Linked DNA regions of Mus musculus: all the other regions are linked to region 6. Evidence: chromatin loops called from intact Hi-C (ENCODE). Cell type or tissue: left cerebral cortex. All regions are shown on one strand. Region 1 holds the start of Ddias (DNA damage-induced apoptosis suppressor). Region 2 overlaps Ddias (DNA damage-induced apoptosis suppressor). Region 3 holds the start of Pcf11 (PCF11 cleavage and polyadenylation factor subunit). Region 4 has its middle 88 kb from the start of Gm40448. Region 5 holds the start of Ccdc90b (coiled-coil domain containing 90B). Region 6 holds the start of Rab30 (RAB30, member RAS oncogene family).

Region 1 (5,000 bases), 130 kb after region 6:
GAAAGCGTTGGCACACACAACAGCTTTTCCATGTTTGGTATCATTTCTGGGGTATTTCTGACAGACATGGAGAAGGGAGCATTTGAGGTAAAACAATAACAGACAAGCCAGGAAGTTAGTTGTGGTTCAGGCTGATAACGTGTTCTAGTCATCAATGTGTATCTATGAAACAATGCAAAGACTTCCATAATGTCACTTCTTACAGGAGAGTCAACTGTATTTAGAAGTCTCACAAATTCAAAGTTTAATAAGTAACAAAAATTGAATCCTGTTAAGTCCTTCTTGTCACAAAATCCTCTCAATTTTAGTAAGTCATACTATTTCTAACTAGCCATATGGCCAGATACCTAAAACTCTCCCTCCACACGCCATGTCATATCCAACATTTTTATCCCCCCATCCCCTCCCTTTTTTGAGATATCATCTTTCTATATAAAGTTCTGACTATCTTAGAACTCACTGTATGGGATGGTCTTGAACTCAGAGATCCACCTGCCTCTGCTTCCTGCCCAGCTTACTCCTTTTTAATATTTATTCTTCTAGAATTTCATACAATATATTTTATATTTCCCCCTCCCCATCTTCCTATGCACCCAACTTCCAGTTCTTTCTCAAAAATAAAAAAAAACAAAGCTGGAAATAGTGGTCTAAGCCTTTAATTCCACACTCAGGAGGCAGAGGCAGGATGATCTCTGTGAGTTTGAGGCCAGCCAAGGATACATAAAGAGACCCTGTCTCAAAAACCACACCAAAGCAACCCCATGGTGGCTAGATAACTGGGACTCCTCCCTCCCCTCCCTCCCTTTCCTAGCCAAGTCACAGTCACCAATTTAGTATCAACTCTTTACAGGGCACTTTCCTGATCCATGGCGATTTCTAGACCCATCTTTTTAAAGGTAAGATTTTCCTCTGTTGCCCTTAGGTCTCTTTGAATCTCAGGCTGGCTTCAAACTAGAGATTCTCATGACTTGGCCTCCCGAGTGCTAAGCTTATTCATACAGGTCTCCATACTCAACTTTGCTATTCGGTTTAATCCTATCCAAAAAAAAGGGGGTGGGGGTGGGGTACTTACCCTAGGACAGCAGTCTCTATTGTTAGTTGAAGTCATCCAAAACCTGGCCCTTCTTGGCATAATGGAGGCACTTAAAATTTTATCTGAGGAGCGAATAAAAAAATGACAGAGTGCTCAGTGATCCCATTTTTTGCAAGGTCAAGAAGCCAGCCTTGACATACCTATAAATCTAGCAATTGGGAAATAGAGGATGATAGAGGGAGTTCAAGGTCAGTTTTGGGTATAGAATCCTGTTATCTTGGAGCCGGGTGTGGTGGCACTCACCTTTAATCCCAGAACTCAGGAGGCAGAGGCAGGCAGATTTCTGAGTTCGAGGCCAGCCTGGTCTACAAAGTGAGTTCCAAGAGAGCCAGGGCTATACAGAAAAACCCTGTCTCAAAAAACAACAACAACAACAACAACAACAAAAAACCAAAACAAACAAAACAAAAAAACAACAAAAAAAAATCCTGTTATCTTAACTCACACACATAAAACATAAAGCAAAACAAACCAGAACGGCTTTACAAACTAAGCAATTACTAACGAGTCAGAACATGCCTTAGGTGTGGTGGGATAAAAAGAAGTTTGGGAGGTTGAGAGGGTGGTGCTTTTGAGGAACACACAAGGTAATCTGGGGTTCGGGATAATTCAGTATGTCATGAACAGAGTGTGTGTGTGATATCCTGGGTTTCACCTCCCACACTGAGAGGGTATATGTGTGTGTGTGTGTGTGTGTGTGTGGGGGGTATGACAGGGTCTAGAACTGAAGTTAGAGAGGCAAGCAAGGCCAAAGAGCTTTTAACCTAAGTTACAGATTTTGAACTTAAAAATATCGGGACAAACAGAAGCTTCTAAAACAAGTGGTGAGTATCTAGGTAAAGAATTTTTCACCCATCTGCCTGGTCTTGGAGGCTACTACTGTCACTGCATGCAGCTGTCACAGGTTAGATTATGGTAGTGGCAGTGTTCAGTGGGGAGTTGGATTTGGATCTCAGGTGTGGGTTCGTGAGAGCAGGGAAAATAGAAACCTTTCAATTTCTGGACTGCGTACATTACTCAGTAAAATACTTTCTCTGGGCAGTCAAAGTCATCTGAAAAAAATAAAACAAACCATCTTTGCCAGCACCTAGCACAGTAACCTGCTGACATAGTTTTATGCCCCCGTTGAAAGTCGAGCCCTTTCCTTTCTGGGTTTTTGGGGATCCGCAGCAACAGTAAAGTGCTGATAAACCTTCGCCAAGGAACATGAAAAGTATTGACTTTCCCGTTTAACCTCGTAGCCGGCGTTTACGGCCAGAAGTCCTGAAATCAATCCATACGGAGTGCAAGGTTACAGCGCCTCGTCAGGAGTCTCTCCACCTAGAGCCCCCCAAGAACTCCTTTTTTCAGCGTCTCACCTGAGGCAAAGGACACAGACAAGCCCGGGCAACCGCTCCGCCCTCCGGCCGCTCGGTCCGCCGCTCTCCAAACGCCAGCAATCGAATCTCCCGCGTCCTCTTCCGCCGGAAGGACCGTCTTGACGGACTTTCAGGAGAGCCAATCAGAAAACGCCCTGCAGGGCGTGTCCCCACCCCACCACCCACCCCCGGGCAAGCGACCCTTCTTGTAAAGCTAGGGGTAGCTGTGGGTTTCGAGGGTCGTTCTTCATCGACTGGTGGAGCGGTAGTTCTCTCGGCGAAGTGCGAGGGAAGCCGGGAAGGCTCGAGGCGTGGGAAGGAGTGGCTTCAGACGGACGCCGAGGGCGTGGGAGCGGATGAAAGTTGGCGCCGCGGGCTGGACAGGAGGGGGCGCTGTTGTAGAGGGAGTCGCCATCGCGGAGCATGGATGGATTACCGAGGCTTAGAGAAGGCTTAGTCTGCGCGCAACACCCAGCGGCCACAGGAGGGACGGGTCGTGCGGGCAATGCGGACGATGGGGGTGACCCGAGAACTGAACACCGGTGGGGCTGCTTAGGCGGGAACAACAGAGGCGAAGAGCCCGAACGGCCTACAAGGAAGGGGGCAGAGCGATCTGTGAACCTCGCTCCATTTCCTGCTACTTGAGGGGCCCAGCATCGAGTCCCTGTACTTGTTTCCTCACCTAAGTAGAGGGGAGAGTCCAACTCCGTCTGGAAGGTTGCTGTTCTGGTTGAGTGTGGGTCACGTGTGTGCCGTCATGCCTGGTGACAATAGACTCACTCTCCCTCCCTCCTCCTCCCGCCCCGTGCCATTATAAGGGATTTGCGGAGAGCTGGGGTGTTACGTGGGACTGAGGTTGCGGGGACAGTGTGATGGTGGCAATAAAGGCGGGGATATGGCATAACCTAGGGTAGCGATAGGGCTTGGGGAGCCATAGATAAGGATGGGGCAAAACCCTGCGTAGTAAAGGCCGACGTAGAGTGTGACCTCAGTGGAGGTGGGCGGGGAGAAGGAGGATGGCGAGTGGCAAGTGTGGAGGCAACGCCTTTGGGGCCAGGAGCTGCCTGGTTTTAGGTTTCCCGGGGGAGGAGCTGGTCTGCAGCGGGCGGAGCTACGAGCTGGGCCCGGCTTAGTCTTTGCGCTTCTGCTGGTGGCTCTCTTTCTTTAGTCGCCCACACTGTGGCTGCCATCCCCAGCCATGGGCTGCCGGGCTCTCCTGCTCCTGTCTTTCCTATTACTCGGGGCCGCCACAACCATCCCGCCTAGGCTAAAGACCCTCGGCAGCCCGCATTTGTCAGCCAGTCCCACACCCGACCCTGCTGTAGCCCGTAAATACTCAGTTCTTTACTTCGAACAGAAGGTAAGCAGAGGCTGGGGAGTAAGGGTTCTAGGTCCCACGTCCCAACCGCCCGCCCATACCTTGCTTGGCTGTTGGAGCACCGCCGCCCACTCCAAAATTCAGACTCTGATACTTAGGACTTGACTTGGTTTTAGTTCACATTTTCTGGAGGGTGGTCTTAAGCCTTAATTATTCGAGTGTTTCCCAACAGAGACCATGAGAAATTTATCCCTCCAGTTCTGGAGGTCCAGGATACATATTTTTAACTCTTCATTTTAGGAAATGCCTCAATCTAAACTCTTTGTTTACCTTGGCCAAAACCAGATTATGGAGACTAACCTTTGACCCCATACCTCTCACCTCAAATTCTTAGGTATGGAGGCTAACCTTCACCTTTAGGTCTCTCAACACAAATTCAGATGTACCCATTACATAAGAATGTATCGCTTCACTAAACTGCTTCTCTCAGCTGAAATGTTACCTTTAGAGGCTAAAAGGTCTGTATCCCCATCTGAAGTGAGTGCAAGGATCAGGTCTCTCTGGTCTTGAACTTGAGTTCACAGTTTTAAGACAGGCTTCTCCAATGCCTTTGTATTTGGTGGCAGCATGAGACCATAGGTCATTACCCTATAGGTCTGAATGAAAAGTACCTGTGTCCTCTGAAATGACAAGGCTATATAATTCTATAGTTCTAGGAGTCTCTGAGGCCTGAATGCACAAGGCACTGGGATTAGAAAGAGTACAGTCGTCTGATCTTGGCTTTAGAAGTCACATCAGGATTCTGGCCTCACTCTGTGATCTTGGACAAGTTACAGTTAGTTTCTGAGCCAAGTTTCTTGGCTTACTGCAGAAGGTTGCAGTGATGACTAACTGAAGCAGCTAAGAACCATAAGCCCTAGCAGAGTAGCTGCCCTGAATAGAAGGTTACCGATGGAGGCATGCTTATTGATGGGACGTTTGACTAGGTAGGAATTTGGGAAAGAGGGAAGACATGGGGTTGTAGAACAATTTAGTTTTGAAGTAAAAAAAAAAAAAAAAAGACCTAGAAATTTAAGTTTGGGTTTCAAAAAAAAAAGAAAAACGAAAAGAAAAGAAAGGAAGAAAGCAAGCAAACATTTTAATTTAGCTGAGGTAGCAGAAGTCTTTCTGGAACGGCCCCTTTAATTTCTACAGCGGCTTATTTGTAAGTTGAGAAGTTGGAGGCAGGACC
Region 2 (5,000 bases), 130 kb after region 6:
AACAATATCTATCCACAAATCCAGCCATACGAAGATACTAGAAGGAAATCTCTAGCCTAATGACACCTAAGAAAACAGAGGAAATAAATAACTCTATACCAGCAAAACCACACACCATCATTCTGCTGCATACAAGAAACACACCTCAGATAGACATTACCTCAGAGTAAAAGGCTGGGAAAAGGTTTTCCAAGCAAATGGACCTATCAAGCAAACTGGAGTGACCATTCTAATATGTAATAAAATAGTCTTTCAACCAAAATTAATCAAAAGAGATAGAAAAAGACACTTCATACTCAAAGGAAAAACTTCATACTCATCCACCAAGATGATGTCTGAATTTTGAACATCTATAACCCAAGGGCAAGGGCATCCACATTTGTAAAAGAAACATTACTAAAGGTTAAATCACACATGGAATCTCACACCTTAATAGTGAAAGACTTCAACATTCTACTTTTATCAATGGGCAGGTTATCCAGACAGAAAATAAACAGAAAAATGATACTCTAGCTCACTTGGAATATAGCAAGGTTTAAAGAATATTTTACATCTGCATATTACATCTATGTTACTGATATTACACAAATGTTCTGTGTATGTTATGTATATTAACCTCCCTGATCCAAATAAAAATTCCAAGAGGTAGATATTTTTGGTCCAGTTTTAGGTTCAAATTATGTAAGTGATTTGGGCATGCTTACATAGCTATACCTGAGATGGTTGTGGCTATGATGGCCAATGTTTATATTCTCCCTACTTGAGATGCTTAGATAGAAGGACTGCTACAAGTCTGAGGTTACCTTGGGATATACGGTGTCAGGCCAACCTAGGTCACTGAGTAAGACCTTATCTTACTTAATCTCTCACCATCCAAACAAAAGGGGTCAGGGGTCATATCAAACTCAAGCATTCTGGCTCCACTGAATAATGTTACCCATCATGACTTACTAAAAGAGGAAAAGTATACTTTTAAAAGATTTTCAGCAAAAATGGGTGCCATTTTAGAAGTCCTCATATATGTCATGTATTGTACTAGATTTCTGTATGTTTTTTCTATATAGTTATTCCATACTGTAGATATTATTATTCAACCTTACAAATATGTAATTATACTCACAGAATCTATAGCTCTTGCCCAGTGTCATACCATTAGTAGATGTTAGCAACTTAACTTTACTCTTATACAGCATGAACTCAAGACTTCCATAGTGTTTTTAAGAAAGGCTCCTGACTACTCCCTATGCCCCATTCAATTCTATCTGGACAAATAAATGACTAGTGAAAATTAATAGCTCACTACTTTTATTTAAATATTATTAGGCATTACTACCATCTTAATCTTATGTCCAGACACAAAGTTAACAAAGAACTCCAAACCTAACTTTTCACTTTTACTCTACAAAGATAGGTGGTATATATATGTTTTGTGTGTGTGTGTATTTGGCTCTCAATTGTATTTGGCTACAATGATTTTATCACGGTACAACAGATTACTAGAATTTGAACATATCTGATGTAAAATTCTGAATTTCAGAGTACTTGCAAAAGTTTCAGGAGCACTGACATGACTTAAAACGCTGTAGGCTTTGAAACCAGGGTTACCATACCAGAGCTGCAAATTCCAGAACAGCCTGAAATGCAGACAACCATTCACTAATGAACAAACATACATTCATTCTGCAGCATTTTTATTTCACGTTTAGATCTGGGATATTCAATAACCAACAAAGTCTATGCAAATATTCTTAAATCTCAAAGTTCTGGAGTTTGAAACATGTCTGGTTCCAAGCATTTTGTATATGTACTAATAAGCACGGTGACAGTGACTAAGTTTATACACACACACACACACACACACACACACACACACACACAAATACTCTTAAAACTTTCCTCTAGAAATTAAATTACTCCTCAATTCTATTCTAAGACTAACAGAAGACCCAACCTTGAAATTTTCCAAGAGAATCTGATATTCTGGTCTGGAGAATTTAGTGTGCATTTGCTCTGAGTCACAGAAAGTGTCTACTTAAACAATTTGTACTTTTACCTTTTGGACTCAAGGATTATCTTAGAGAAGCACCTTTGACATGATGGATATATAAAATTCCAATTCTGGACAGCAAGTACTGAGGCAAAAAGGAATTTCCGTCTTTTATTCATGTGTCTATACTTTGTCCTACAAGAGAAAACAAGCATGAGGTTCAATGCAAATGTTAAATCACACATGACTAGCATTCTCCCACGCCTCCTAGTGGACATTTTTAGTGTTTAAAAGATCATCAACTTCTCCTAACCTACAGCTGGAAGTTCATATTTCTGAATATAATTCTTATGAAAAGCAATCAGTCAATATTATCTTTTGTTTTGTTATCAGTGAAGGCAGTGTCAGAATACTGGCTTTTCTTTTCTGTACTGGGGATTAAATCAGGACACACACATGGTAATCAAGTACTGAAAAACCGAATGTTTATTTCTGAGCAACCAGTCTGTTCTAGTAATTTAGTAGAGAAATCACTTAGCTTGTTCCCATCCTTTTACAAAAGATACAGAAGTTGTGGTTACAATTTTAATGGGAAGGATTTTCCATGAACCAATTTCTTTCTTCCTCCCCGCTGTGATTTTGGGAGTTCTCCAAATTTTTTGTCCAGGTTGGCCTTGAACTCATGGGATCCTGAGGAGCTTAAAGTATTTGGGACAGTAACTGAAAACTGCTTTAGTAGATTTCACTGAGTAGAGTTTTACAGTTTGAAGAGAGAAAGAAGACATTTAGCAAATAAGAACGCTACCTAGTCTAAGAGGTCAGGGTGTTTTCTGTTGTTTTTGTTTGTTTTACAATCCTTGTTTATATAAGCATGTCAAAGATATAAAAGCAATACTCTTTATAATTTCATTTTTAATTCTTTAAATTGTACATTGACTTACCATTTTCCCCTCAACGATTAACTTATACACAGCATAAAATAAATGCTTTCAAAAAGAAGTTTATGTTTTTTCAGAGAGTTATATCAATTTGGAAAAATGTCTGATCTGTTTCTGAGACTGGAATCAGTAAATTCGGACAGAGTAAAATTCAGTTAGGCATAGCTTTTCAAGGATCATTAACAGAAATGTGTTAGCTGTAAAAGATTTCTACAAATCCCGTGTCAACACATACAGCAGAAGCCTGCCTGGTCATGTCTTAGTAGAGACAGTTGAGGCCCCGGGGAGTGTGAAGGGGTGGGGACATCCTCTTGGATTGGGGGCTGGGGTGGGTGGTGGGGGAGTAGGTGGGAATGGGATGAGGAACTGTGGGAGGGTGGACCAGGAAGGAGGTAACAACTGAAGTGAAAAAAAAAATTCCTGTGTCAAGACATAGTATTTCCACGAAAATAAGATTTTTCCCATCGCTTTTTCTAGTGATGTCTGGCTAGGTATATAAGCTACACTTAAGGGTAGATCCCATACCCAGCAATAGATAGTTAACACAACATGAAGTCAGTATTTTTGTCTCATATTGGTTTGTAAACCCTACACTAGAAGTCATAACATATAAACAAAGGGCCTCTGTACCCCTGTATATGCTTTCTTAGCCTCTGAGTTCACATGTACCTTGTGACTTGACCTTGTTGATTAGTCCTCCATCCCCTCTGCCTCTCACATTCTTTCTGCTTCCTCTTCCACCAGGTTCCTTGAGCCCTGCGGGGAGGGATTTGATGGCAACATCTGGCTGAGTATGGCTGAGTGTTCCTAGGTTTCTCATTCCCTGCATACCTATCTGGCTGTGGGGTTCTCTTCCCATCAGATACAGGAGGAAGCTTCTCTGGGGATAGTTGAACAAGGTACTGATCAGACAGTAGCAGAATGGCAACAGGAGTCATTTACTAGCTGTTGTTATTATCATTATTTAGAACAGTAGTATTTGGTTTTAGCCTAGGCCTCTGGGCTTGTTTGTTTTCTAAAGAGAGAAAAAGGTATGTTGGATGGGTGGAGAACACGGAAAAATCTGGGAGATGGAGGAGGGGAAACCATGATCAGACTACACTGTAAGAAAAAAAGTTTTCAATTAAAAAAAGTTCCCATCAAGGCTTAAAAATGAAAACTTGTTAATAGATATAAGTTAAACATATAGACCACCTATCTATATTCAGAAAGGGAGTATAGAAAACGCTAATCCAAGGCTCACGCCTTTAATCCCAACACTTGGGAGGCAGAGGCAGGCGAATTTCTGAGTTCGAGGCCAGCTTGGTTTATGCAGAGAAAGCCTGTCTTGGAAAAAAAAAAAGAAAGAAAGAAAACCCTAATCCTTTATTATTGTTTTGAGACCTTAGGTATACATGATTAAGTTACAAAGTTTTGCCAAACACATCCATATATTCTTAGACTTGCTTGCCACCTAGGAAAATGAAGTAGTTTAAAATATAATTTATAAGGAAAAGGGGTCCACCAAAAACCCATCATTCGTGCTAACAGCTCAGATTCAAGTCTTGTCTTGGCAACCATGTTGATGAGACTTCATGGAGGAAGCCTCTGATAGTTCAGCCATGTGGGTGCTAGGAACTGAACATGCATCCTCAGGAAAAGCAGTCAGCGCTCTAAACCACTGAGCCATTTCTCCAGACCCCTTTTCTCATTTGATTGCCTTTCCTTGGTATTTATGTCCTAGTAATTTACGGGAGCACAGGAAGGGATTGCTTCTTGCTTCTGCCTTACTAAATGCTTCACATTTGTTTGCTCCTTTCCACCGATTCCATATTTCTAATGTATAGCTCAGAACTGTCGATCCCAGCACTAGGGTTGCACACACGCATACAGCCATGCCCAGATTTTACTTAGCTGCTGTAGCTCTGCAGGTCCTCAGGCCTATACAACAAGCAGTGATACCCACTGAGCTGTCTCCCACGCCCACTAGGTTAGGTTGAACATTGTCATTATATTGTGGGCCAATATTTAGGGGGTTCAATACAGAATTCTATATTCTATGTGGACATCCAAAATTACTCTTGATGCACTGTGGG
Region 3 (5,000 bases), 72 kb before region 6:
TAGTAAAGGGTTCACAAAGCCACTGTGTGGGGGCAAACTATTAAGTACCAACATGTCAAATGTTTTTTTGCTGTGTCTTCACCTTATGTCTTGTTTTATACCATTTAAGAAATCATTGCACTTAAATAGGCTCTTTTACCACCACAATCTGTTCAATAGGCTACTGTTTTATTGTACAAGTGAAGTCCTTCCATGTAATATCCCTTTTCCTACTGTTATGAGAAGACTGAAATTAGGTGTGAGTCCATTAGTTTAGTATTGCTGAGATGCTAAAGAGTAAGGACACAAACATATACTCCCAGAAGCATTAAACCAAGCCAGTTGCTACCAAGTAATGTCGAGCCCTCCCCTCACCCCGGCCCAGGTTACGAGTCTTTCCCCACAGGGGCTTTTACATCTGCCACTTAGTCTGGCTTTACAAAAATAACCAGGAAACATGTGCTCAAAAACTTTGAACTGACTTGAAAAAGTAGTCCACCTATTTTCACCACTTTGTGTAACAAAACACACAAATACATAATGCATAAAGTTTTCAGTTCTCCAAGGTCTTGTAGGTCCATTTTAAAACCAGCAAGAAGCTGTCTCCTTTGAATGCAATCTGAGCTGCTAAATATTAAGTGCTGTGAATACCAAAACCCAAAATATAGTATGAAAACTTTTGTTCTTATAAATCCAAGTGCTGTTCTTTTTTTAAAGGTATTTAATGTTAAGTCTTCAACAAGGAAAAAAAAGGTATATTTTCTCTGCCAACATGTATGTAGTTATCAACAAAAAGTTGGGTATGAGGAGCACTTCCTTCTTAAACCTCATACTACTTTTAAAAACCAGCTGCTTCACAGGCATTCGACAGGAAAAGGTGAAGACTTGTTTTAGCTGTCAAAAATGAACACGATAAATTTGCTGGGCCCTTAAAGAAAAAAAAAAAACCTTTTCCCCCTCTTTAAATTAAGATTTGAAAGGACCACGTGAAACCGTGTATCTTGTGAACTGATTTACCCAAAAGAGTGGATGGACCTAAAGAAGAATGAACCCAAGTCACTTAAAGACTTTTGTTTAAAACACACAACCACAAAAGTAAAAATTCTTGGAAACAGATTCTACACCTTACAAAGGTAAATAAAAAAGACAAATACATATTTTATATGTTTTATTCACAAATTTTATAATACCAGTCACACATTTCAAAACCATTTATTAGAGTCAGACCACTCAGTTGTACACTAGACAGAAACCGTCTCTAAACAACATATTGGTGGTTGTTGTTAAAGTGGCCTTTTAAAAGGGGTTCACTCTGCTAAAAGGAGGCTCATCCTGATAATTGCAATCACTAACAACTAGAGAAAAAAAACTAAACCTTAAGTACAAGCTTGAAAAGTAACTTAAAACGTATTAATTGGGAAACGGTTAAGACTCAATATAAACTAAGTTTAACAGTAACTTTACTTAAATAACATATCGCTCCCACATGAATCCACAGAAGAGCAAGACCAGAGGGAAAACAGAAGGTAGCAAAGGACCACTTCGCTCAAGGGGTGAAGAAAAGCAAGCCTTCACTATCAGGGAAGGGAGAAAACGAGAATAGGAAAAGGAGGGACTGAATTTTTCAAAGAAACTTCCAAGTATTTGTTACCCACTGGGCCAATTCTCCACCTACAGGTTGGATAAGACCTCCCCCACACACCCAAACCCCATCCTCAGCCCAATTTTCCTACCATTGGGGCAAAATCAGACCCTCCGAGAGGAGAATAAAAGTTTGATCCAACAGCCCCCACCCCAAAATGGGGCTGACGGGTGAGAGCAGCTGCCTGGCTGGCAGGGAATGGGTTCTCTCCTCTCTTCCCTTTCGCATCATGTGCTTTGCAGGCGCCATGTTGAGCTAACAGGCCGCTGCTCCACTCGGGGCCAATTCCCTATACCCAACCCACCGACAGCTCGCTCCCAGGTCCCCCTTCACCTCCTTCCAACCCACAGAGCACAATTCCCCAAAAAGGACACTGAGGGAAAGCCCCTCCCCACCTTCCCAAGGGCTTAAGATGGTTTGTTTTTTAACTCTTTCGCTCCCCAAACACCAACTGCCTCTAAGTATTTCCCCCATCCGAAAGGCTGTCCCCGATGCGTGGAGCGTGGGGACGTAGTCAGAGGTGGCCTAAATAGGGAGTTGGTAAGCGGAAATGGGGCTCCACCCTGCATCCTCCCCGCTCCCTCCCGAAAGAGGCCCACGCTCCCAGCCGGGGCCAAAGACCAAGCCCGAGTCGGGGGTGGGGGGTTGGAGAGGAGGAACTCCGTCCCCCTTCGGATGGAAGCGAGACCTGGGATGAGGCTGACACTAAAATCAAGGAGTATTAGAAGAATAGGAGGCTGCGGGGTGTATAAAAACCTTGGCGGTTTGGGCCTCGATGAGAGAGACGATCTCCTTGGCGAAGGGCAGGTTCTCCTCGGCTAGAATGGTCAGCATATTGATGTGCGGTTTGCTATTGAAGGTCAGGTCTTCCAGCGACGACTGATAATCCCGACAGGCGTCCTCCCGGGCCCCCGCAGCCCCGGCCTCCGCCGGCGTCTGCTCTGACATTGCGCCGCGGCCCCCCTCCGAGGTCCGCCGCCGCCGAAGCTGAAGCCGCTCGACACCCCGCCTCCCTTCCGACGCCTCGGCCTCGCTCCCCGGGTCTCCGGCGGCTGCGGCTTCACCACATGCTGACCACGGAGGGGGGATGGGGGACGACCCAGGGGGAACCTCGGGGAAGAAACGCCGCAGCCTCACGGGGAATCTCCGTCCGCTTCCAGCCGCCGCCGGGGCTTCTTTCTCCACAGACACAAAATGGCGGCGGCAGTGGCGGCTCCAGCTCCGAAAATGTCTGTGTTCCCAACCGCTGCGTCGTGCGAAATGAACTAGGGGAGGGGAAATGTGCGGTAAGGGGCGGGGCCGTTGGAAACACCAGGCGGGATTGGCTGGCCCGCGCGTGTCACAGGCCCCGCCCCCGGCCCTTCCGCAATACGTCCAAGCACCGCCTTCTTCCTCGGTCGAGTCTCGGCTTTCGCAACACCTCCGGCTCGGAGACGCGGTGCAAAGGACGGTCGGCTCTCATTGGCCAATTCGTAAGGGACTGTTCGGTCATTTGTTACCATAACAACCCATCCAGGGAAGCCAGTAGAGGACGGAGGCTCCAGAGGACCGGCCCAACCAGTTTATGAAAGCTGCACCAGGCCCCTTCCTATGCACTCCTCCAACCACTGGGCGACTCCATCAACCATCCTCCTCCCGCTTGCCTCCTGGGTGCGGGCGGGGGTTGGCATGAGCTGGAAGAGCGAAAGCCTCCAGTCAAGGCCAGTCGCCCCGTCTCAGGTGCTCCCGGGAGCCTGGGCGGGGCTCGCTGAGCCAGCTGTCCCTCAGGCATTAAGGCGGAGACGCCTGCCCTACCCGGAATCCAGACTGGAGTAACTCCTGCTAACTGCCACACTCATAAAAGCACCTAGACAGGCTTGCAGGAGTTGAGTCCCCAGGAAAATGCTTTTATTAGGAGGTGCTATGTGAGAAAAGCTTTCCCAGAGGAGCTGGAGATCTTTTGAAGAAGTCACATTTCTGGAAGGGTATTCACAATAACCTAATAGCACTCACCTCTTCAATCTGCTACATTTCCAAATGGCCTTAGAATAAATACAATATCTGAGCCATACTTGATGGCTCAGGCCTTGAACCTCAGCCCTCAGGAGGCAGAGGAAGGTGGATCTCTTGGAGTCGAGACCTGTCAAGTCTAAATGTCAAGTTCCAGTCCAGCCAGGGCTACTTAACGAGTCCCTATCTCAAAAAAACATAACACTTAATCCCAGCACTAAAGAGACAGAACGGAGATCACTGATTTCAAGGACAGCCTGATCTACAGAGTGAGTTCCAGGACAGCCAAGGCTACGTACAGAGACCTTGTTTAAAAAAAAAAAAATACATCTGAGATATATGGAAAAATACCTTAGATTTCTATAATCTGGTTTTTAAGATACACAAAACAAATAGTTTGTCAGAGCCTTAGTGAACTATGAAGCACAGTGGAGGGATAGTTCGCACACACACATACACACACAAACTGATGACACGTCCACTCCATGCTATGGTTAAAGGGAAGGCTTTTATTGTAGATATAAAGAAAGAACTGCCATGGCATCTGGAGAATCCAGAGCAGAGAAAAAGATAAACCGAACACGACCATCAGACCATGGCCATGGATGTCTTTGAGAGAAGGGAGAATAGCGGCGGATAGACGACAAAGATGGTAAGAGAAGGAAAAGCAGAGCAGAGGAAGAGAAAAAAAAAAAAAAACCAGCAAGAATAGCAGGGTTATAAAGAATGAGGAGCTGGCAGAATGGAAGCCTGTGGGCTGGAGGGAGGTTAGGGTACCTGAGGAGGAGAAAAGGGCTAGGATGCTAGCATGCACTTTGAAGACTGTAACAGGTATTTGTGGTACCAGGGAGCCTGAATGCCAGCATTTGTGTGCTTTGATATCCTGATAGGCACCAACGTAACCACATATGTCTTTTGGACAGAGGGGAATTGGTTTCACAAGTTCCTGAGGAGTGCTGACTTTTATATAACTGCCAGAAATCCTCCTACAATCCAGACTGAGCCCATTTCTGGATATTTAAACTGCCTTTTGGAGTTTGAGGAGTTGGGGTTTCCTTTGAATGTGAAAATTTGGGGATGGTTTGGTTTGGTTTGAGAAAGTGTCTCACTGTGTCCCTGGCTAACCTGGAACTCTCTGGGTAGAGTAAGCTAGCCTCAAACTCACAGCATTTTGCCTGCCTCTGCTGGGATTAAAGGCTTGTAACACAGTGCCCAGTACTACTTTTAGATTTTGTTTTTTAAAAAATAATTCCTCAGTTTGGTAGATATATTCATATTCTCTCTCTTGTCCTCATTCTCTTTCCCTCTCCCTCTCCCATGCCTCCCTCCTCCCTCCCTCCTCTCTATCTCTTCAATACTGGACATCAAATCCAGGGTGGCATACATCCGG
Region 4 (5,000 bases), 220 kb after region 6:
AACCCCAGAAAGCCCCTGAAAGACATTTAACACTCGCAAAAATCACAAGTTAGAAACAAAACAACAACAACAACAAGAAAATATGAAGAAGGAGGCCAATAGGACACCTCCAAAAGCTCACAACTTCTGAATATTCAAAACAAAACAAAACAAAAGTCAAAGAATTAAAAATTTTATAATGGTCCACAACTTTGCAGAGGACTTATGCTGCTGAATGAAATAAGAAAATTCCCCACCAAAGTTAAGTCAGAATGGATGACAAAGTCAGCAACATAGGTGAGATATTAAAGAACATGTCATAAAATTCTTCAAGGGATTAGGATTCTGGAATAAATGAATGAGTGAATAAACAGGGATTAAAAATTAAAAAGAAACCACAATGGAATGCATCACCAATAGACCAGGTCAAACATAAGAAAGGGTTATCAGAATGCAAATCAAGGTTGAGAGGAAATATTACATTCATGCAGCAATAAGAACTGCCACACCAACCCCAGTAGAATCTGTGTGACAAGTTCCACAGACTGAGGTGAAAACTTCAAAAGAAAGAGGCCTCCTGGAACCAGTTGTGGAGCTCTTAGCCAGAACAAAATATTGAGCCATAGTTCTCATGGCGATTTATCTGTTTTACTTTCTTTTATTCCTTTTCTTATTTACATGTTCCTGATAGCCTAGGATAAGATCTTAATCGAGAGAAATAGATAAGAAATCATCCCTTGAGAATGGGTCACTAGCCATGACCTCATCTCCAGGAAACCAGTGTTTTACTTCATAAATCATTTACAAAATTGCATAATAGTATTATGGTAGACAAAAACTTTCCCAACAACATAATTCCATATGGCTTCAAGTGTGTCATCAGAAGTAGGCTTTGGTATATGGTAAAGAAAGCCTTAAATAAAAATAATTAAAATAGTTTAAATTAATGCTTTGAAGATTTACAAAAAAAAATCAGGCATTAGATGTTAAACAATAAGTGACCATAAATATCTACTAACCTGTTCTTGGAAATATGCCCCACATTTTGGATGACTGCCCCAGTGCATACATCTTCTCAGAGTTGTAATATTTGGATGAGTTTTGTGCTTTACTGTACCAAATGACAATGATGATATTCATGATTGCTTTACTGGACACATCTTCTAAGAGTTTTAATACTTTTTTTTTAATGTATAAAAACCCTTGCTTGAGAGCTGCAAAATACACTCAGATTCAAACTGCCTTTGTGTTTGTTTCTGTTTGTCACCGCCGAATCCTTACCCACTCAGCCTTTCAGGACCCTCGTCCCAGGGACCCTCATACCCGGTTGAGATGGTTTGTGGCAAAAACAACAACAAAAACAAAACAAAAAACAAAACAAAACCAAAAAACCAAAAAACCAACAACCAAGGGTCTTAGTCTCTGGGAAATGTAACTGATAACCACACTTAGATTCCATCTCATTCCAACAGGACTGCTACTGCCAAGAAAACAAATGAGCATCAGCCGCCATTCACAAGGATTAGGGTGGGGCTATCCAATTCTGAGAGGCGTGTGAATTACTACAGTTACTATGGAAAATATATAGAGGCCCCTAGAGTAACTAAATAAGGAGCTACTCTATGATCTAGACATACTAGGAACACACCCAAAGTGTGCATGCTACAGAGATTCCTGTATAACCTGCTCATTGTAGCAGTGCTCAGAACAGCTAAGGTATGCAATCAGTCTACTTGGCTATCAACAGATAAATGGATGAGGAAAATGTGTTATCCATCCAAAGTGGAGCTTTTATTCAGGCATAAAGAAGTACAAAACTGGGCTCTGCCACCCTATAGGTGGAACAACAATATGAACTAACCAGTACTCCCCGGAGCTCGTGTCTCTAGCTGCATATGTATCAGAAGATGGCCTAGTCGGCCATCATTGGAAAAAGAGGCCCATTGGTCTTGCAAGCTTTATATGCCCCAGTACAGGGGAACGCCAGGGCCAAGAAATGGGAGTGGGTGGGTAGGGGAGTGGGGGAGAGGGTATTGGGGGACTTTTGGGATAGCATTGGAAATGTAAATACAGAAAATACCTAATAAATAAAATTTAAAAAAAAAAGAAGAAGAAGTACGAAACTATGCCATTTTCTGGAAAGTGGATGGAACTGGATGGAACTCACCATGTTAAGTGAAATAAATCGGACCGAGAAAGACAGAAACTTTTACAGGTTTCCCCATTATGTAGAGCCTAGATGTAGATGATACATACAGGAGAGTGGGATTACTTAGGGAAAGGAACAGGAGGAACAGGCGAGCAGGAGGAGGTGGTGGGAAGGTGTGAGTATAGTCAGTGTTACGTGAGATCAACCTGTCTTGGTTTACTTTCCATAACTGCAATATGGACCATGACCAAAAGAAACTCGAGGCGGAATGGGTTTACTTGGTTTGCTATTCCAGATAACCATCCATAAAGGAAGCCAAGGAAGAAACCTGGAGGCAGAAACCATGGAAGAAAAATGCTTACTATCCTGCCCTCCATTGCTTGCTCTCTCTGCCTGCTTTCTTATACCACCCAGGACTGATTGCCCAGGAGTGGCACAATGTGGTGGGCTCTCTTACATCAATCATTAATCAAGAAAATGGCTGACACATTTGCCTACAGGCAATCTGATGGAGTATTTTCTCAATCAAAATTTCTTTTCCCAGCCAACTCTCTAGGTTGTATCTACTCCTCTGTCTCTGTCTGTCTCTCTTTCAGATACCATCAGTTTATATAATGTATGTATGCTAATAAAAATTTAAAGCATAAAGTATATTGGAAAATTTTATGATTCATAAATTAAAAGCAAAGCAGACTACATGTTCTCACTTCACAGTTTATACAACAGTGCCCTCTGGTGGTATAAAAATTGTTGCCATTTATGTATTTGCTCATAGCCAAGCTACTTGAGAGGTACAGTGGTTCAACCTTCTTGAAGCCATGGGAATTCAATTGATTACCAGAGTTATTTAGCAAACTGAGACTCTAGAATCTTTTTCAGATGGAACTGTTAACTTCTGTGTGACTGAACACACAATTTTTGGCTGTTGCAATGTTTTAGGTGTTCCAAGGATGGGCAACTCTGTTTTATTAGCAGAGAATAATTTGCCTTCACAAAATTTTGTCAACTTCGAATGAAATTCTTCCTCGGTGTCCCAGTCTTTTGCCATAGGAGATTTCTGTGCACTTCAGTAACCTGAGAGTAATAGAAAAGTGTTCAAATCCACTACCCACCAGACAGTGTTTTCTCAAGTGTGCTACTATTGAGTTCACAACCACATCTCCAATTTTCTCAATCTCTAATTGCTAAATTACAGCGTATTTATGAACATATGAGAAATATAATATTAATGACGATCATATCCTCAGAAAAATGAAGGAAACAGTCTTGTTGGACTGTATTCATTTTATGTTTATTAATACAATATTTGTCTTATATGGGCACTGTGGTAGCTCTTTTCATCTTGCCTTTCAAGCTAACTATTCATTATATAGGAGGATGTAAGCCACCATATAGTTGCTGCGAATTGTACTCAGGACCTCAGCAAGAGCAGCCAGTGCTCTTAACCGCTGAGCCAACTCACCAATCCTTTCCTCCTCCTCCTCCTCCTCCTCCCCCTCCTCCTCCTCCTCCTCCCCTTCTTCTTTCTCCTCCTCCCCCTCTTCTTCCTCCTCCTCCTCTTTCCCTTCCTTCCTTCCTTCCTTCCTTCCTTCCTTCCTTCCTTCCTTCCTTCCTTCCTTCCTTCCTTATCCTCCTCCTCCTTCTTTCTCTTCCCTTCTTCTTCTCCTTCTTCTCCTTCTTCTTCTTTTCCGAGACAGGGTTAATCTGTGTAGCCCTGGCTGTCCTGGAACTCACTCTGTAGACCAGGCTGGCCTCAAACCCAGAAATCCACCTGCCTCTTCTTCCCACGTGCTGGGATTAAAGGTGTGCGCCACCACTGCCCAGCCCCTTTCCTATTCTTATACTTATATTCTTCTTTCCTCTTTTTGTCAATTTCTCTTTCACAAATGCTTCTTTGTGTCTCCTCAAGATTAGGACAGAAGAGCGTACTAGTCTGTATCCTGATGAGTCAAGGGAAAAGGATGTGTGAAAAATAAGGCATCATTACATAGAGGGATGATTTCAGTTGCAGGGTAACTGAGGAATCTCCACCTTCCTTGTCAAAGTAGACAAGGGTGTGCAACTTATTGGAGAGCTTAGGCTAATCATGTTTGAGGCCTCAAGATTACTTCTCAAAATGCAAACACAATGAAACAAGCAAGGAAGCAGAAGAAACTAGATCTCTGGGGTTGCTGGTGAAGAGAAGGGAAGGGTGGTTCCAGCTTCTTGGAGTCATTTTCCTTATGGACAGTTTTGTTATTCCCCATCACTGCCACATGATCATCTGGGGGTATTGATTCCTCTGTGGCTGTTTGATCCCTAAAGTTCTCACATCCTTTATTTATTTATTTATTTATTTATTTATTTATTTATGTACGGGAGAATGAAGGGAAAGTAACAAAGCAAGTCCTTAAAAGGCCTTACAGTGGAAATAAATGAGAAGCTATGTGTTCTCTGGCCCTCTTTTAGCTTTGGGGACACCAAAGCACCAATTCTGACTAGAGATGGCCAGGTGGTTGAGAGCACTGAGCAGTTTCTCTGTGTTCCTTCTCATCTTCAAAGCCCCAAATTGTCACCCACTATGCTTAATAGATATCATATTATTTCTGGATGTATACTTCATTCTTGATCAGGAAGAAAATGCAAACATGTATCTTTGCCATTGTAGATTTTATTTGCAGATTGTCCCTGCTCCTTCCTGTACTTCCCACCCGTAGTCCTTTCCACATTTCCATATCGTGAAGCAGGAAGCATCTTTTGAATCTCTCTCTCTCCGTATTTTAGAAAGAACTGTTGTGCATGCCCAGAGTGTACTTCTTTTCCCAGGCCATGCCTGTGAGGATTTGACAATATCATAACCAACTTTTCTTATTTCATTAAGTCAAATGATTAG
Region 5 (5,000 bases), 180 kb before region 6:
TCTCCAAGCTTCAAAAGCATTGTATGCAAAGGCCACAAATAAGAACGGGATTAATAACTTGTGCCTGCTCACTCTAACCCTCTCTTTGGGTCCTATTATCTCTGCTTACTAGAAATCCTTGAAAACATGTTTGAATCCTACTTCTCCCATCTTTTCTAAATTCTTTTATTAGTGTACATTCACTGTACACATGATGGGTTTAGTAATGGCATTCCTTTTCAAAAGTATAATGACTTTATGCTTGTTTAGTCCCCATTACCTGCTCCTGCTACTCTCCCCTTTCTCTTTCCTAATAGTCCCTCCCCTTCTATTTTATGCCTTACATATACACACCGCTAGATTGCACATATGAGGAAACACACGGGATGTTTGTATTTGTGTATCTGCCTTACTTTGCTTAATATGATACTCTCCCGTTCCCCCACTCCCACCCCAATGTCATGAATTTGATTTCCTTTTTTAAAAAATTATGTATATGAGTACACTGTAGCTGTGTTCAGACACACCAGAAAAGAGCATCGGATCCCATTACAAACGGTTGTGAGCCACCATGTGGTTTCTGGGAACTGAACTCAGGACCTCTGGAAGAGTAGTCAATGCTCTTAATGGCTGAGCCACCTCTCCTGCCCTTGATTTTCTTTATAACTAAATAAAACTCCATTGTACACATAATAATTCTTATTCATTTGTTGATGGGCACCTAGGCTTTCTCTATAGCTTGGCTATTGCAAATATGGCCAACATCCCACTCTCAGCTGGACTAGAAGATTAATTGTTTAAAAACTTACATGATACTAAGATATTACTGTTTCCTTATTCTCTACCTTCTCCTGTTTTTCTATTACAAGTTCTTGTGAAAAAATATAAAAGCAAAATTCTGGGCCTTTAGGCCCAGGCTTGGGAATGTGACTCAATGCTCCAAGGTATGCTAGTCATAAAACAGACATTCCTCTACCCACCGCTTCCTGGGTTCAAAGAGTGTTCATTCAAAGAAAGTTACCCTGACCCCCCCCCCCTGACCATTGCTGGAACCCGCTATGCAAATGTGCCATTGTTAGGGGCTCTTAGAAACTGTCTTGAGAGATAACCCGAACAATTACCAGGTATTCCTTGTGACTCTTGTGACTTTGCACTTCCTTTTGACTCTTAACTGGTATCTTTGGTATTTTCCAACAATGCCTTCCCCACTTCCTTGAGTTGTGGTTTCTTCCTTTAAATACCCCCTTACCCAGCTACTTGGGGCGCCAGGGACCTCTACCCCTGCGTGGTGTATTACTGTGGTCCCGAGAGCACTCTTGAATTAAAAGTCCTCTTGCAGTTTGCAGCAAGACCGTTTCTCATGCGTGATTTGGGGTGTCGCCTCTCCTGAGTCAGAACGTGGGGGAGTCCTCATGTTGTGGGTCTTTCACTTGGAGAGCAGAAATCCTTATAATCCCCACATAGCCTGGGAAAAAAATCCTGTACAGTAAGAACTTAAATTGTTGTTGGAATTCTTTCTTTGTTCTTCGAATTATTAATCTTTAAACCTAGCTGGCATTCAGATATTTCTGAAAATGAAATTGGAAAATATTTTAAAGTCTAGAGTGCTTCGCTTGAATACCAGGGACCCACCTGGCAGCCCAGGAGAACTGTCTCTCCTGTCTCTGTCCCTAGTACCCACGACAGAATCATTTTAATTTCCTTCTATGTGTAATCTACTAAAGTGCTTGCTGGTGGGAACCAAGTTTTGTTTTTAATGAGCTTCAGTGCTTGAAATGGTGGCTGGTGGGTAGCTGATTCCCACAAAGTTGCAATCTGGGTAAGCGACAGACTAGTTAGTACATTGCTTTCAAGGTTTTACCAGGTGGGGCAATGACTTTGGTAACTGAAGTTGGAGAATGTTAAATCATGAACAATGCCGACCCAGGAAATGGAGAATTTTCGTTTCCCTGAAGAAAAGGCCTAAAACAGTTGGTCCTCCAGTGCACCAGAGGGCCAAGCAGAGAGACGCGAAACTGCAAGTGTGTGATACGCTTTGGACTTCCACGGGCACTGGTCGATGCTACAACGCGGTCTCATCCCCACAATCCTCAGCAGCAAGGACTGCGGGTCCCATGATGCTATGCTGCTACGCTGGATTCGGTCTGGGAAGCTTGCTGCGGGACTAACTCGCCGCCCGCAAATGGGCGCCAGAAGGTTCTCCAAGACCCCGCTTTCTTAGGGCGGTAAAGGCGGGAAGAGATGGGAAAAGGGCGATGTGCTAGGGGGATAAGCTCTGAGTCGTGTTAAGTGTGGCTCTGTGAAGAGGCCTAGCTTTGTAGAAGAAAAACCTCTCAAGTAGGTGCTTTGGTGACAGACCGGAAACTACATTTCCCAGCATCCTGATGGTGAGAGGACTTCATTGTCCGAAAGCCTCAGCGAAAATCAACGCGTATTCCGCTTCCCCTTGCTGACCTGCGGGGCTCCGAGACTATGAGGAGCCGCTGGATTTGGCGGTTCCTGCGCCCTGACGGCGGCGGAATCCGCTGGACTTCAACTCCTCATGGGCGTCTGTCACCCGCCCTGCGGAGAGGTGAGACGAAGACTCGCTCAGGGAGAAGGTTCGGGCGGGTGTGCCCGCTCAGGCGTCCGCGAGAGTGACACACCCCCTGCAGGGCCCCGCCCACCCGCGCAGAGCCACCCGCGAGCTCCGGGGATGGTGGGTCTTGGGCGTTCCAGACAGGGTCTGGCTGGAGGGCTTCCTTCCTCCTAGACCCAGCCCCTGCGGACCTGCGCCTCCTCTCGGCTTGAGTTGGTGGGGGCGCGGGGCGGGGTTCCGTCTCCATTTATGAACTCTTAGGTAGTTTGCGGGTGTTCTGATTTACAAATCACATAGTAGGGTTTTGTTTTGTTTTTTAAGTGTCCTGGAACCTATGCGTTTCCAAACACTTTGTTAGTCTGTATATCCTGGAGAATATCTTACTTTACTCTGAGAACTATTTCCAAGGCTTTTTTTTATACTTGTGCTTTTCAGTTTTTCCGCCGTAAAAGGCATCCCAACCTCCACATTTCGTTCTTCCTGGATCTGTGTATGATGATAAACTGAGTTATTCAGTACCCAAAAACACTTCTCCGCCCTCCACACTTGTGTGGTTTTGTTGTTTGCCACTGTTTTGTTTTCACCCTGTTATTTAATTGTATTTGTTCCGCTGACTTTCAATCAAGGCTGCCCTTGCAAGGCTACTGTTTAGCTGCTAGAATTAGTCACATCTTTGAATCCATATTTAGGTAGTTATTATAAATACACATTCTGGTGGACTTTTCAGAAAAGGGTGGCGAGGTGGGTCCACTGGTAGAAACTTGTGCTGCACACAAGCATAACAACACAAAGTTGAACCCCCAGCCACTTCCAGGTTCAATAAAAGCTGCCCTATCAAAGACTTAGGAAGGGCATGACAGAGCAGGATACAAAGACCTCCTCTGTTCTCTCCTTAGGTATGTGTGCCCTCACACACAAAGGGGTAGCATTGTTTTGAATCTGATGAAATAATTCAAATCTCAACTTATCTGTGTACTTTTACCAAAAATATAACACCCCAGAAAAATGTTAATATTTTGGTACAATTTTCAAGTTATTCCACTTGAAGTCTGGTTACTCTTGAGGAAATCTTGTCTCCCCTTAAAATTAGTGCATGGTTTGTGTCCCTGTTCAGTGTAACAAGTATTTACTGCTTACTATAGACAAATGTCAATAGTCTAGCAAATTTGAAAGTTGGTCCTTATCCCATGGAAATACCACAGTATAGTTATTTTCAAGTAGATGGTGAGATGCAGAGGAAGCCGTGATTTGTCTACGTTTTTGTCGATGGTGCTGCAGTCTTCATTTGTTACTATCCACACTTAGCAGTACATCAGAAACACTACAGATGATTGATTCTTCTAAGTACAGATTGCCAAGCCTTATGACCAGAAGTACTGAATCAGTCCTCAGGTGGAGAGGAAGCATTTTTGTTAGTTCATTTAATTTGCCAAGATTCTCTGAAGCAACATATACATTATGCCACTAGACTATAATGTAAGAATATGTTCTTTGGAGTTGTTAGTTTGAAATGAGTTTCACTGTGTAATCTTAGCTGTCCTTGAGCTGAAGAGCGGGCTGGCCTTGAACTCACAGAGATCCACCTGTCTCCACCTCCCGAGTGTTGGGATTAAAGGCATGTACCACCACCTACTCCCTGAGAATATATGCTTTAATTCTTTGAATTTTTATAGAAAAATAACAAGCTGGTACCAGGCGAGATAAGTCTGCAGGCAGAGGTATTATTGCCAAGCCTGATGAGCTGGGTTTGGTCCTGGGACTCATGTGATGGAAGAAGAGAGCCAAGTCCTGAAAGCTGACCTCTGACCTCCACACATACTTCTACATGCACACACCCACATACATACATCCACATACAAATATACAAATAAGAAAACTTACCAGTTATGTCTTTGAAGTGGTTCAGTTCTAAAAACGGCCAATAAATTAATAATTAGATTTAGTGAACTCTATTTTATATGCCTTTTTAAAAAGTAAATTTTGGCCTTTTCCAAAAGAGTCATTTTCTACAAGATAGTCCAGAGATCTATAGTAGAAATTTTGTAAATTGTTAAGTCTTTTAATTTTGAATTTGCTATCTCACTGTAAACATACAAGATTAGTTTGAAAAAATTAAAATGATGTATGTAGGGTTTTGTATAGATGTCAAATGTACTCTTGTTTTGTTTTTCAAAAAAGGGTTTCTCTGTATAACCCTGGCTGTCCTGGAACTTGGCTCTGTCACCTAAGCTGGCCTCAAACACTCAGAGATCTGACTGCCTCTCTGCTGGGATGAAAGGCATGTACCACCACTGCCTGGTATCAAATAGACTCTTAAGGAGTGCTTATGAATCAAATTGCTCATGTCACAATCAGACCAGTGATAATAGCTTATTGAGAATATTCAAAAGCCTTTCAGAGAAATGAAACAGATACTTTCCCCACTCAAAGTCCTGGTGCCAGA
Region 6 (5,000 bases):
ACTCTGAGCAAACTAAAACCCATTGGACTGCACCCTTTATGTAGGTGAAGGGCATATGTGAATTTCATTTCAATAAAGCTGCGTATAAAAAAAGAGATACAACTCAGGATTACAGTTTATAACAAGACCATATACACACACACAGCATCATCAAAAATTCTTAAAGACTATGAATGTATACCTACTTACATAAATGGTTACAGTTGAGCATCTCTGCATACCTAAATTTCTGGAAATGGCTATATTCATTAACACATATAGTTTATCAGCATATATCCTTGCAAAGACATGTTTTCTAGTGCCCTTTAATTATCCGAGCCTGCTAAAATCTGAGAAATAAGATGGTAAGATAAAGCTTGCTTTTCTAGATGGCCATTAATTAATATAAATCTGATGTCATTTAGATTTCAAATTTTGAGAGACAGTTGTTCCATTTACCTTAAGCCATGCAGGAAATCCAGCAGCAAAAATCTACGTGAAAGAACGCCTAAACTACGAAAAATTTTAGTTTTTTTATTATCCAAAATGAAGTAAAGATTTGCTCCGAGGGGGACAAAAACCCCTAAAAACTCCCCAAACCATATTTGGCAAATCTAATGGTGTGCCTATCTGTGCCAACTTGAAGAAATGGGGAGTATGGTATTTACCATAATCAAAGAGGAGGTCTTAAAGATACTTTTTTTTTTTTCTGGTAAAATGTTTTCCCTTAACTTTCTAAATATGGAATTTTTTTCCTGTGAAAGTTGAGACTTAATTTTTAGTCTTTCTAAAGACACTGATATTTTTTCCATGCATTTATGGTTGACTACCCACTATAGAGAAGGCTAAAATACTTCAAAGTACTCAATCACGTACAAATTATAGAAGCCATTACATTATATCACCCCCATTTTCCACACTATTTTCACCCATCCTGTTATTTTCTTTCAATAAATCAGTCTTCCACATAACTCAAACGAAGGTTACTGCTCATATAAACAAAGATTCATTAGCTTGAACCATTTCTACATTTCCATCAAAGGACAGAAAGAAAATGGTAGCTATTGGTTCCTTCTGGTACTTACCAACATTACAAGCAGAAGAGCGTAGTATTTCTGAGGCTTCACGTTGCTGAATCCACAAGAATGGCATCTGCCACTTCTGTGGCTGCTTCTCACACCACAAGCCAATCTTTGAAAAAACGTCCTTTTTAAGTACCATCATCTCCATATATCTTTGAAGGTTCCTGTTGTGTTTTGGAAATTTAAAAAGCAGCCTGCCTAGCTTTTTGAAAGGAAGACCTACTGGAACTTTATTAATTTCTAACAGAGGCACCGTATATATTTTCACTGATGCAAACAGACCAGTGCTAGGGATACAATCCAGGGTCTTGACTGTGCTGTGGGAATCCTCACCACCGAGCTAGCCATCTCCTTCGAAAAGCTCAGGAGGGGAAAAATAAAACACTCAAATTACGCATATCAGCATTTTTAACTTTTCAGAGACCCTCAGTAGGTCTTTTGGCATCTTTCTATAGTGAACTTCAGAACCTGAAAAACAAACACACAGTACTGTTTGAGTTACTGGAGAAAAGGTGTTGAGATGCTGAGCAAATAGGCTCAAAAGTTCTTTAAGTATTCTGAATGTATTTTCATCGGTAAGGGTACCAAGTGGTTAAGGGAAGGGGATGATGTGTTAACTAACGTTATCTGCACGAAGATGTCACAACAAAACACATTATTTTGCACAATATAGGTAACAAAAGAAAAGGGAAGTTTTCCACAGTTATCAACTTCGAATATACGCAGTATTTTAGCACAGTTCATTTAGCGTTAGTCGAGAAAGACTGCTCACTTGCAGTCCCTTTTCAATGTCGTTTACGTTCGCTGGTGGGGTAAGAAAGGTTAGGTGCTAACTTCTTTTGGTAGATCCTTCCTTTGTCAGTTTCAGGGCCAAGCTCCACAACCCTTCGCGATCACATTATCTAGCAAAGGATTTCTTTGAGGCCCTTTGCAATTCACGACCGAACGAAAATTCAGTGGTGGGAGCAGGGGTCTGACACCTGAGGAAATGATCATGAGGGATTAAGAAAAATGACAAGGCAAAAAATAAATAAATAAAAATAACCTAGGTTTAGCTCCACTCACAGGGTGCACGCGAGCTTTTCGTCTTACAGGCGCGAGGCCCGTCGTCCCGAGTCCCCACACCACAACAAAGACACATTTTGCCCAGAGAGTCTCCCCAGGAAGTCTAAGGGTTTCTCCACGCTCAGTAAAGCGACTCCCTGTGTCCCGGGGTGGCGAGGCCTTGTGCAACCCCAGCGGGTTGCGGTTCACTCCGACTCGCGATGGCATTTCTGGCTCGACAGCCCTGAAGGTCCCCAGTGTAGCCTCCGTTCAGTCCTAGCCGGTGCGCGAGGCTATCAAGTTCTACATCCTAGCCTCACCATTCTCACCATGCCACCTTTCGGCTCCACGAGCCCCTCGAAACCTCGGCTCGCCGCAGCTCCAGGGCTCCAACATGGCGGCCGGTCCAGTTCTTCTCTGGGCGCTCTGACCAGAGCATCCTGGGTATTGTAGTTCCAGCTGTAGCCTCTACGTCGCTCCCGGACTTCAAAGGACTACAGATCCCAGAGTGCACAGCTCTGGAGCATGGCTATTGGGGCCGCTCGGACAGAGGGATGATGTCATTGCAAAACCCTACTGCATTCATTGTGCTACGGTCTATCCACCCCCCGCCCCCCCGCTGCTGCTGCTGGGCTCGCTATTGCCGCTCGCTCCAGCTGAGCCCTGAGTAGCAGCAGGACCAGGGCAGGGACTGACTCCAGTCCTTGGACTTAGGACACCGCAGCACCTTCTCTTGCGTGCGTGACTCATTCGTATATCATTTCTTTTTATGCCTGGGGTGGGGAGAAAAATCCCAAACCAGGTGAGTTGAAGTGATTTATTCAAATCGTTTTCCCAAGTTATCCCTCCCGCTTAGTTCTCAAGGCTTTCTTTTGAGAAGATGGGGCCGGGAATGGGGGTATGGATTCGGGAGGTTCTCACCGGCGCTGCTAAGAGCTAAATAGCTCTGTGCAATTTGGGTCACTGCAAAGAACAACTCCTGCAACCTGCCCCCGCCAGAGGACTGGTGCCTGCCAATTTCCTTGCTTCAACTCCCTTTAACCTTTTTAAGGCTAGGAGAGGGGGCTGGGCTGGGAAGGATGTTGGGAAGTGCACTTGGAAAACACGAGGAGGGCAAAGGTGGGGGACTGCAGTCCTGTCATTCCACGACCCCAGTGCTGAGGTTTGAGTGGGAAAGGGTGATGTGTGGGGAGAAATGGAGACAGTAATTTAATGTGGCCGTACTTCTTGAGAACATTTGTGTCGCTTGGACTAGCACACACTATTTTTAAGATGAGCAGGTTTCTCTTGAGTCGCTTAAGTTTCGTAGGGCTTTATTTTATGTTTGTATGTTTGTGTCGTTTGTCTCGCCTTTTCCTGCTGATTTGAGGTGACAGTGTCCTTTAATGGTGCACTCCGTGCCAGTCAGAAATATTTCACGTGTCTAGGGAAGGATCTCTTCGGCTGCTAGAAGCTGCATTTTTGTTAAGCGTTTTCATTTTTTTGTGTTCTCCCGACTGCGGGATTCGGGATGGTTTGGAAGTAGAATTTGTGCTTGTGTGAGTGTTTTAAATTACATCGCGATAGGCTCTTGCCACTGACAATGGTACTGTAACAAGCTGCCGTTTCTGAGGCTTAGTCTCCACTCAGAAATAACGGTTTGCAGACGGAATCGATTAGGAACCTGGGTGCTTTCTTGTTCTTTTTCTTTTTAACACTTTAGGGGAAGGAAAAGTTGAATGTTGTGTCACCCCGTTACTGGACTTTAATGAAAGGTATCCAAGGACAGAGAACCTGACCTGGGAAACTAGGGAGCGTGGTAGTGTGCTGTTTGTTTGAATTTTGTTTTCCAACGAACTGACACGTTTAATAAGGCAGGCAACATTCTGACTTGTATGATGCTGGCTCTCCTCTTAAGAGTTACAGGGATGAACGCTGCAATAAATATGTTCCTTTGAGATAAACAGCTGGCTGGCTCCGGAACAGATGGGGCCAGTCTTAGCTGAGAGATATACAACCTTGGAAATGAATGGACTTTGGGTCAACCACACCCCCTTTAGGAATGTCAAAAGAAGGAGAACCGCCAGAGTATTTGCTTAACTCCAAAAGGCTAAAGCTTTTTTCACAGCCTCTGCCAGCTTTAGAGGAAAAGTCATTTACTGTCTGTCTTTCGCTTCTGGGAACCAATTTTATTCATTTTTAATTGAGATGCTCAGGTCTCCAAAGTTGGAGCTGCTGGGTGACACTTTGTTAAATGCTTCATGTTACCGAATGCAAAGGACAGCTTTGTAAGTGGAGGGATTTATTGGGAGCGCAGCGGGTAGTGGTTAGATTTGGGGGAAAACCAGCACGCTGTATTTGCTTCTTCCTACAGCTCTGTAATAGCACTCTGCCCTTCTCTTCTGTGCCCTTCTTTCTTTCCCTACCCAATTCTCATCTCTTCAGATTCCGTTTCCCCTCCCCCTAGTCTATTTGTAGTAAATACTGCCCTTTCTCTTTGAGGATTTCCCCTGTGGCAGGAGAGTATCACATCTCTTTTTCTAAGTCACTTTCCAGTCTCTGCACACCGCCCTCCACACCTTCATCCTGCCGTCCTGGAAGGAACCCTGGAGTTAGAGGATGTAGGCTATGTGTGAATCTTTACTCAGAGTCCTCTTTGAAGAGGTACTGGTATTTTTACCCCCCCCCCCCCTTGGAATCTGTGCTTGGTAGGGTGACACCAGCGAGCCCCCACCCAGGGCTGGGATTGTGCTTTCCATGGCAGACATAACCTGGGCCCGGGAGCATGTGGACAATGACATGCAGGCCTGGGACTCTTCCTTTCCATGGCACTGCTCAGTCCCATGGTTCAGCCAAAATGCTTTACACAAAATGCTCTTGTCATTCCCAAAGTAGTCTTGAGTAGCTTCTGCTTCA

Evidence for each region. Peaks named below come from ENCODE experiments on the same cell type or tissue, not always from the same donor. Only the 100,000 strongest peaks of a DNase experiment are listed, where the experiment ranks them.
Region 1: it touches region 6 in a loop (2.5-fold over the local background); 17 of 42 quality-filtered maps call a loop at or near these places.
Region 2: a loop joins it to region 6, with 4 times the contacts of the local background. A loop is called at or near these places in 17 of 42 quality-filtered maps.
Region 3: it touches region 6 in a loop (4-fold over the local background); 18 of 42 quality-filtered maps call a loop at or near these places.
Region 4: a loop joins it to region 6, with 2.4 times the contacts of the local background. A loop is called at or near these places in 2 of 42 quality-filtered maps.
Region 5: a loop joins it to region 6, with 7 times the contacts of the local background. A loop is called at or near these places in 10 of 42 quality-filtered maps.

What each region holds. Positions count from the first base shown.
Region 1 is chr7:92,871,690-92,876,689 of GRCm38, forward strand. Ddias (DNA damage-induced apoptosis suppressor) reads right to left here and starts at 2,558. Exons shown (of 6, transcript NM_001355126.1): 1 at 2,452-2,558; 2 at 1,073-1,155. It overlaps Prcp (prolylcarboxypeptidase (angiotensinase C)), which reads left to right and starts at 3,564. Exons shown (of 9, transcript NM_028243.3): 1 at 3,564-3,811. The coding sequence starts at 3,650. In left cerebral cortex, a CTCF peak has its summit at 2,846 (motif pointing right); DNase peaks (open chromatin) are centred at 2,611, 2,849, 3,212, 3,514 and 1 more place; H3K4me3 peaks cover 2,309 bases; H3K27ac peaks cover 1,937 bases.
Region 2 is chr7:92,864,518-92,869,517 of GRCm38, forward strand. It overlaps Ddias (DNA damage-induced apoptosis suppressor), which reads right to left. Exons shown (of 6, transcript NM_001355126.1): 3 at 2,054-2,182. The coding sequence starts at 2,166. Among named protein-coding and RNA genes, the nearest start is that of Ddias, 7.2 kb to the right of the region's middle. In left cerebral cortex, a CTCF peak has its summit at 2,257 (motif pointing left); a DNase peak (open chromatin) is centred at 2,243.
Region 3 is chr7:92,667,052-92,672,051 of GRCm38, forward strand. It overlaps Pcf11 (PCF11 cleavage and polyadenylation factor subunit), which reads right to left and starts at 2,861. Exons shown (of 16, transcript NM_029078.3): 1 at 2,378-2,861. The coding sequence starts at 2,569. In left cerebral cortex, no CTCF peak of the experiment used is centred here; DNase peaks (open chromatin) are centred at 1,907, 2,134 and 3,053; H3K4me3 peaks cover 3,680 bases; H3K27ac peaks cover 2,221 bases.
Region 4 is chr7:92,962,434-92,967,433 of GRCm38, forward strand. No RefSeq gene overlaps it. Among named protein-coding and RNA genes, the nearest start is that of Gm40448, 88 kb to the left of the region's middle. In left cerebral cortex, a CTCF peak has its summit at 2,862 (motif pointing left); a DNase peak (open chromatin) is centred at 2,868.
Region 5 is chr7:92,559,085-92,564,084 of GRCm38, forward strand. It overlaps Ccdc90b (coiled-coil domain containing 90B), which reads left to right and starts at 2,065. Exons shown (of 9, transcript NM_025515.3): 1 at 2,065-2,551. The coding sequence starts at 2,452. In left cerebral cortex, a CTCF peak has its summit at 1,954; DNase peaks (open chromatin) are centred at 2,091 and 2,347; H3K4me3 peaks cover 1,704 bases; H3K27ac peaks cover 1,405 bases.
Region 6 is chr7:92,738,936-92,743,935 of GRCm38, forward strand. It overlaps Rab30 (RAB30, member RAS oncogene family), which reads left to right and starts at 2,779. Exons shown (of 5, transcript NM_029494.2): 1 at 2,779-2,907. It overlaps 4632427E13Rik (RIKEN cDNA 4632427E13 gene), which reads right to left and starts at 2,524. Exons shown (of 2, transcript NR_015510.1): 1 at 2,127-2,524; 2 at 1,771-2,041. In left cerebral cortex, a CTCF peak has its summit at 2,559; DNase peaks (open chromatin) are centred at 2,615, 3,620, 4,019 and 4,680; H3K4me3 peaks cover 3,955 bases; H3K27ac peaks cover 1,936 bases.